Regions from separate parts of the Homo sapiens genome. Here regions 1 and 3 are each linked to region 2. A link is a loop called in an ENCODE intact Hi-C map of the cell type or tissue named here. Cell type or tissue: dorsolateral prefrontal cortex. All regions are shown on one strand.

Region 1 (2,500 bases), 170 kb after region 2:
TCTCTATACGTAGTATCAGGCATGTCCTAACCAAATGTTCTCACTCCCAACCCAGCATAGGTCCCTGCTTTTTCATACAGTTAGATAGACCATCATATATACACAATGTAAACAGCCATTTTCTTTTCTCTGTCAACCAATTTCACCTCTATACTTAATGACAGAAATTAGTACAGAAGAATGAAGTTTTACAGACTATTAAAGACACCTACATACTGTTTGGGAAGTATCTACTGAAAGCATTACACAATTTCTTGTTTTGTATAATGTATGAGGTTTTTCTCTCTATAAGTCAGGTGTGTCCACAAAAAGTAAGTTTGGCAATTGTTTCAGACTTTAGCCCAGAAAAACTAAACAGAGAGTCACATGAATGTTTCCCTAAAAAATCAACTCCAAAACATGAAAATGATATAAACCCTAAAAATATGAACTCTAAACACATTGGACACGATATATAGTTCTGCTAATTTAATCAATAGAAAATATCTACCAGGAACATTTGCTATAATAACATTAATAAACACTTTGCTGTTACCCAGTTCTCATTGATATGGACTGAATTGAGTTCCCTAACCCTCCCAAATTCATCTTGAAGTTCTAATCCTCGGTGACTCCAAATGGGACTGCATTTGGAAATAGGGTCTTTAAGGAGGTAAATAAGGTTAAATGAGTTCATTAGGATGGGCCCTAATCCAATATGACTGGTATCTGTATAAGAAGAGATTGGGACACAGATACACTGAGGAAAAACCTGAAGATGACCATCTGCAAGCCACAAAGAGAGGCCTTAGAAGAAACCAACACTGTCTACACTTTGATTTTGGAATTCTAGCCTCCAAAATTGTGACAAATTTTTGTTGTTTAAGTCATCCAGTCTGTGGTACTTTGTTAAGGGAATCCTAGCAAACTAATACACTCCTGTAGACTAAACATTCTGATTTGGGAAAGGAAGAACCCATTTACCATAGATTAATTCCACAGTTAAATGTGATTTACTAATGTTGTCCTACCTGCATCTGAAAGAAAACAAATAACAGAGAAAATGGTGCAGTCAGCCAGTCTTCCACTTCTCTTGAAACTAAATATCATATAACAGTGCTTACATTAAAATTAAATCTAACAAATCAGTTACTTTTTCATTTAATAAAAATAAGGAGATATTTCATTTTGGCTTGGAAACAAAATATTTTTTACCAATAAAAGTGCGAGTTCCAAGAGGCAGATGTTTAGTGTGTCTTTTTGCCACTTAATCCTCAGCACCTAGAACCATTCCAGACATTGTCAATGCTTAGGCAGTAGTTGATGAATGTTTAAAGAATCAATGAATAAAAAATACCAGTAGTTTCTGGTTATTACTGACAAGATGGCAGACTAGCACAAGATGGGTGAATACTGGGGAGGCAGTATTTACCCTTAGGACAAAAGATAGAGGGAGCTATAGATTTGAGGAATTAAATCTATCAACGCAATCTATCCATCATTATAAGAAGTCTGGGAAACATCCTTGTGGGATGATGACACCCTGTGGCCAAGAGTGGCCAGGCACAGCATCAGAGGATAATTTGGGGAGGGACCCAGCTAGTGCATCTCCTGGACATTGTCTTGCAAGAGTCATTGTCTGTACCATACCATTTGCCAGACAGAAACCAGCAGTCACAACATATCTATATCAAAGATATGTAACCAAAGGCAATAAAAATTAGCGATAAATAACAAGAGGAATTTGAAAAAAAAGTGTCTAGAAACCAAGTAAAAGACTACTAGATAATGTATACTAAAAAGGAAAGAAAAATTATAAGAGAATTTAAGCTGAATAATACATGTCAAAATGTATGATACATTTGTAAGGTACCATGTAAAAGGAAAGTTATTTTAAGTAGGTCCATCAAGAAAGAAAAAGGGTTAGAAAAAAATCGAGCCAATCATTAAGCTCTAAAAAGGCCACAGAGGAAACCCAGTGAAACAGAGGAAGAAAATAATCAAGAAGCTAGTAAAAACCAATAGAAATCAAACCCACCAAAAAAAATTAGGAAAAATTAAAAAACTAGAAGCTTTAAGGAAGTTGATAGATGAATAGACTCTGACAAACTAATCCAAAATGAGTGAACAAAATTCAGAGTAAGAATGACATTATAAGAACAAGAGAGGAAGAGAATAGAGGAGGATGGGAGAGAAAAAGAGAAAGAGAGAGATAATAGAAATAACCAAAAAACAGAAGTTGACAGAGAAATAACTGTTGACACATAAAGAGATTAAAATGATAAAACAATATTATGAGTACCCATTTGGTACTGAAATTGAAAACCTAGACAAAAGATGTTATTTCTGGAAAAATATAAAAATTTCAAATTGGTATAAAAGGAAATTAAAAACGAATATATTTATAAGTATTAAAGAACTTGAAAAGGCAAGTCTCTTCCTCCCCCAAATTCCCTAGCCGTATTGATTTTTAGTTGCATTCCACTTAACCATCATGAAACAAATAATTCATACCTTTTAA
Region 2 (2,500 bases):
CGTCTTTTTTTCAAAACCATCCCTTCACTATGATGCTGGCTTTCTTGGCTAATGGAGAACTTGTAGCTCCAATATCTCAACTTAAGCAGAATCTATGCCTTTCTTTCAGTTCTTCTGTGGTTGCTAAAACCCATCTAAGCCCCTAGGGCTGAAATATCTCTCAGTCACCAACCATCTTATTCTTTCCTCAAGGAGCCAGTAATATCATGTCTCAATATAGTTATAATTTTTTCATTCTCTTGTTTCTGAAACCTGAAGATTTTTTCTCTTTTGTTTCCTTATACATTATCTAAGCATTTAAAAAATTTTGTTAAATTTTATTCAAAATTTCTGTTGTCTAAGTTATCTTAATCATGTCTCCAGGTGCATCATTTTAATATTTAAATATTTCACAGATCTCTATTGTCTTAATAGAAAAAACTTTTTATCCCAACCCTTTCCATGTCCCTATGTCAGTAATTCAATCTCACTGTTTAGAGCTCTTTTTAAGAAGAAAATGAGTCTTTTGATCTAGAATTTTTCCCATTTAAAAAAATTGTTTCAATTGGACTTCCATGTAAAAAATAATCTTGTATCCCTGCCTGATGTTATACACAAAAATCCATTACAGATGAATTCTAGATGTAAACATAATAGAAGAATAATGAATATTTTAGTAAAAACATAAGATAACATCTCTATTACTTTGACATCAGCAAATATATCTTAAACAGGACACACAGGAAAGTGTTCATTATAAAATAATACAAATTACAAATTAATATTTGACTATTGTATTAGTCTGTTCTCACGCTGCTAATAAAGACATACCTCAGACTAGGTTATTTATAAAGGAAGAGGTTTAATGGACTCACAGTTCCACATGGCTGGGGAGGTCTCACAATCATGGTAGAAGTCAAAGGGAAAGCAAAGGCGCTTGTTACATGGTGGCAGGCAAGAGAGCATGTGGAGGGGAACTGCACATCAGATCTTGTGAGACTTACTACCATGAGAACAGCAGGGGAAAGACCCATCCACATTATTCAATTACCTCCCACCAGTCCCTCCCACGACGTGAGAATTATGAGAGCTACAAGTCAAGATAAGATTTAGGTGGGGACGCAGCCAAACCATATCAACCAGGTTAAAATAAGATATTCTGTTCATCAAAGGAAAATGAGAAAGCATGAAACAACAACCCACAGAGTAGCAGACGCTCTCAATTCATGCATATGACAAAGAATTTGTATTTGATATATACATATATTTGTAAAAACATAAAATATAAAAAGCTTATAGAAAATTGGCTAGTGACTTGAATAGATACTTCGAGAAAAAAGATATCCAAATATATAGTAAATATATGAAAGGTGTTTAAATTATTCCACCAGTTGATGAGGATATGGAAGGAAGTTTCATACACTACTGGTGGGAATGTGAACTGATACAACTTCTTTGGGAAATAAGAGATTTTGTTGGTGTGATTAAATTAAGGGTCACAAGATGGGGTACTTATCCTGTATAATCTGAGCGAGCCTGGTGTAATTTCAAGGGCCTTTGTAAGCAGGAGGCAGGAGGAACAGTTAGTGAGGAGATGAGCAGTTGAAAGCAGAGATCAGAATGCTTTGAGTAAGAAGTCATGAGCCAAAGAATGCAGGTGGCCTCTGGAAGCTGGAAAAGGCAAGAACTTCAAGGAGAAAGGCAGCCCTGACAACTCATTTTAGATTGCTGACTTCCAGAACTGTTAAGATATTAAATTTGTATTGTTGAAGCCACTGAATCTGTGGTTATTTGTTATAGGAGCAATAGAAAACAAATATCCTCTATGACCTAACAGTTTCTTTTTTCATAAATGTCCCCAAAATAATGTTGAAAGAAAGAGGTTCGATGTAAAAATGGTAAATACTGTATGATCTAATTTACATAACATTTTAAACAAAAACTGTGATTATAGAAAATGTAAATAGTCATTACCCTTAGGGGAAGATTAGAGCCTGTAAGGGAGAAAAAGAGGTGCTGTTAATGTCTGATCTTTAGTTTGGGTTATGGTTATATGAAAATGTTCACTTTGTGAAAATCCATCAGTTTAATGTATGTATTTTATACTTCAATAATAGGTTAAAATATAAATTTAAAATGTGACCCTGAATGTATATTGATTGATAACAGGGAAAATTAAAATATGTGGGATATTTAAAACATTGTTTTAAATTAAAATGATTTAGAAATTCACTTTGGATAAGTTAATCGAAAATATTAACTAAGGTCTTTTCGAGGTCTTATTTAAAAGACTGAATTGTTCTCTCAAGGCCCAAGGGCCTAGCCAAAGGCTAGGACTGTCCCTTAGGGCACTGTTTTCATGCCATGCATATTTAATTAAACAGTTAATTTAAATATACATAGAAAAACATCCCCTCAAGGCTAAAACAATGACAATGTTTTTCTTTCTAATTATTTTTCCCTATGTCCCTATTGAGACTACAACCTTAATATAGTACTTTTAGCTATAGTCACTTCTAGT
Region 3 (2,500 bases), 190 kb after region 2:
GGTGCTGGGAAACGCCGGGGCTGCGAACTTACGGAAGAAAATGTACTCGGTGTAGCTGCTCCAGATCTTGTCGTCGCGGTACTGGTTGACGAAGGCGGCGGTGCCCGAGGAGTTACACGCCACCATGTGGAAGCCGGCCTCGGACAGGCGATCAAAGGCCTGCTCCAAGTAGGTGAACTTGAGGTAGAAGCGGGACGTGTACTTCTCCGGCTGCCGGTCGGGGTCGCGGCTCTCGTTGAGCGTGTCCCCGAAGACCTCCTTGGCCAGCGCGATGCGCCCGCACACCATGATGCGCGCCACACGCCGGAATTTGGCGTCGGCCTGGTTGTCGCGCACGGTGGTGTAGGAGCCCCGGTAGCCCAGCGTGAGGAAGCCCGAGCGCTTGTCCTGCGCGCCGCCGCCGCCGCCACCACCGTGCGCTCCCGGGCCCGAGGGCACGGCGGCCGCCGCCCCGCGCAGCAGCAGCGCGTCGCTGCTACCCTGCGAGACGTTGTCCTCCAGGTCGCTCTGGCAGCCCTCGTCGTTGAGAGAGTTCTGCTTGGTGACCTTGGGCGACAGCAGCTTGACCAAGTCGGTGAGCTGGAAATACTCGGCCTCGCGCAGCAGCCGCTCCTTCTCGGGGAAGTGCTCCGGCAGCGCGAGTTGCTTGTCCCGCAGATAATCCAGCACGTACCTGAAAAGGAAGCCGTCCCGGTCGATGAAGAAGCGCGCCCGGCTGTCCCTGGGCAGCTCGCCCCGGCGCCGGGCGCCGCCACGGGGACTAGAGGGCGAGAACATGCTGGCCAAAGTACTGTCCGGGACGCTGAGCAGCGTCGAGTGCTTGGTCACATAAACCTGGCCGCCTACGTTCAGCTCCACTACTTCAGGGAAGGGCGAGGGTGCGCAGGGCCCCGGGGCGGCGGCGGCCGACGCGCCGGGCGAGCTGGACGAGGAAACCATCTCGCTAATGGGCAGGATGGTGCTGCCGCCGCTGCCCGTGTCCTTCAGAGCCATAGTCCCCCCGCCGCCGGCCCAGTGACCCGAGAGAGCTGCACTTTCTCGTTCCCGGAGCCCGCGCCCCAGCCCTCCGCGTGCTCCTGGCGCTCTGCGCCCTCGGACTGGGCGGCGCGTTCCTCCGACCGGGGCGGCCCCGCTCAGGGTTCGGGGCAGCGGCGGCGTCGGCGGCGCCCGAGCTCCATCGGAGGAGAGACGCGCGAGAGAGGAGCTCCGCCGGTGCGGCGGCGGCAATGGAGAGGCAAGAAGGAGCTGCTGCTCCTTTGGGGCGAGGGCGGGGAAGTGTGAGAGAGACTTGCGAGAGGCTCTAGGGCTGCTGCTCGGCTCTCCGTGGGGAGGGCGGGAGGAGGGGCCGAAGCAAAGAAAACTCGCCGCCCCGGCAGCTTGCAAGCGTGCCGCGAGGCCGGAGCGCCGACGGTGGCGCTAACTACTCCTGGCAGCACGGGAGGAGGCACTGACGTCAAGCCCCGGACTGGGACCCGAGCCTCAGCTGTCATTTAAAGAGATAGGCTGCAGCCGCGGCTCCCGGGCTCCGACGCTAGGGGGCGGGGCCGAGAGCCGAGCCTGCAAGAGGTGCAGCTCCCCGACCCGCGGGGACAGGCAGGCAGGGAGCTCCTAAAGCAAAAGCGAGAAAAAGGGACAGCGCTCTCATTCCTTCATTTCACTCCCTCCTTGGGTCTGTGCCACCCCCTTTCCTCCCTCCTTTCCTTCTTCTCTTCCTTCCTTCCTTGCCTCCCTCCCCAGTAAAACTAGTTTTTTGCACTTTCATTAAGGTAAGGAGTGGAGGAGCGGAGAGGGGAGAATAAGGTTTTGATTATAGCAAAGATGCCAGGCTCCTAATCTGAAATCACCACAAATGTTGGCTTGCCAGCAGTGATTGCAAAAAGATTACGTGAGGGTGGGAAGGTACATCTCTTGTAGTGGCTTTATGATACAGTTTAAGTGAAGGGCTAAATGCGCGTACCTCTCTTGGAATCAAATTTCACGACTGCGTGCACTGAATATCCTTGAATAATTTTTAAAACTTTGTAATCTGCTTTCAGTTCACAATAATAAAGGAGTGTATGTAACAACTGTTTCCTTCCGACATTTTTACAATTTTTAGTTTTAAATTAGATGCTTAATAAATGTTTATAGAGGGAGAGACGGAGCCCGAGAGGAAATTTACTCGATTTGTTCATTCTTTCTAATCCTGATCAGTCTCATTAATCTCTCCATTTCCCTTTCAGCTCCATCAAACAAGAGAAGTGGCTGATATTTTTATTAGTCTTCTAACCCCAAGAGTAAGGTCACAAATAAAAATTATATGAATTTAAGCTCACCTTAATTTCCATGTGTACATAGTACAGGTACAGTCTGCAAAATGAGCATTACTTGTGATAAAGACTGAAAATAGGAAAGCAAATGAGAAATATTTCTTCTACCCTGGGGCATACATCTGTGTTCAGAAACATAAAGAATCATTGATTTATGAAGTACAAAAGAGAAAAGGGTGTATTGTGGCACA

The links. A loop is a pair of places that touch in the nucleus more often than their neighbours do. Peaks named below come from ENCODE experiments on the same cell type or tissue, not always from the same donor. Only the 100,000 strongest peaks of a DNase experiment are listed, where the experiment ranks them.
Region 1: it touches region 2 in a loop (7-fold over the local background); 6 of 110 quality-filtered maps call a loop at or near these places.
Region 3: it touches region 2 in a loop (5-fold over the local background); 3 of 110 quality-filtered maps call a loop at or near these places.

What each region holds. Positions count from the first base shown.
Region 1 is chr4:44,424,296-44,426,795 of GRCh38, forward strand. All of the region lies in intron 1 of KCTD8 (potassium channel tetramerization domain containing 8), which reads right to left. Among named protein-coding and RNA genes, the nearest start is that of KCTD8, 23 kb to the right of the region's middle. In dorsolateral prefrontal cortex, CTCF peaks have their summits at 1,522 and 1,723; a DNase peak (open chromatin) is centred at 1,546.
Region 2 is chr4:44,255,137-44,257,636 of GRCh38, forward strand. The region is part of intron 1 of KCTD8 (potassium channel tetramerization domain containing 8); the gene reads right to left. Among named protein-coding and RNA genes, the nearest start is that of KCTD8, 190 kb to the right of the region's middle. In dorsolateral prefrontal cortex, CTCF peaks have their summits at 1,460 and 1,661; no DNase peak of the experiment used is centred here; H3K4me3 peaks cover 243 bases; H3K27ac peaks cover 936 bases.
Region 3 is chr4:44,447,531-44,450,030 of GRCh38, forward strand. KCTD8 (potassium channel tetramerization domain containing 8) reads right to left here and starts at 1,279. Exons shown (of 2, transcript NM_198353.3): 1 at 33-1,279. The coding sequence starts at 993. In dorsolateral prefrontal cortex, CTCF peaks have their summits at 161, 388, 1,504 (motif pointing right) and 1,704; DNase peaks (open chromatin) are centred at 121, 521 and 1,461; H3K4me3 peaks cover 2,379 bases; H3K27ac peaks cover 1,961 bases.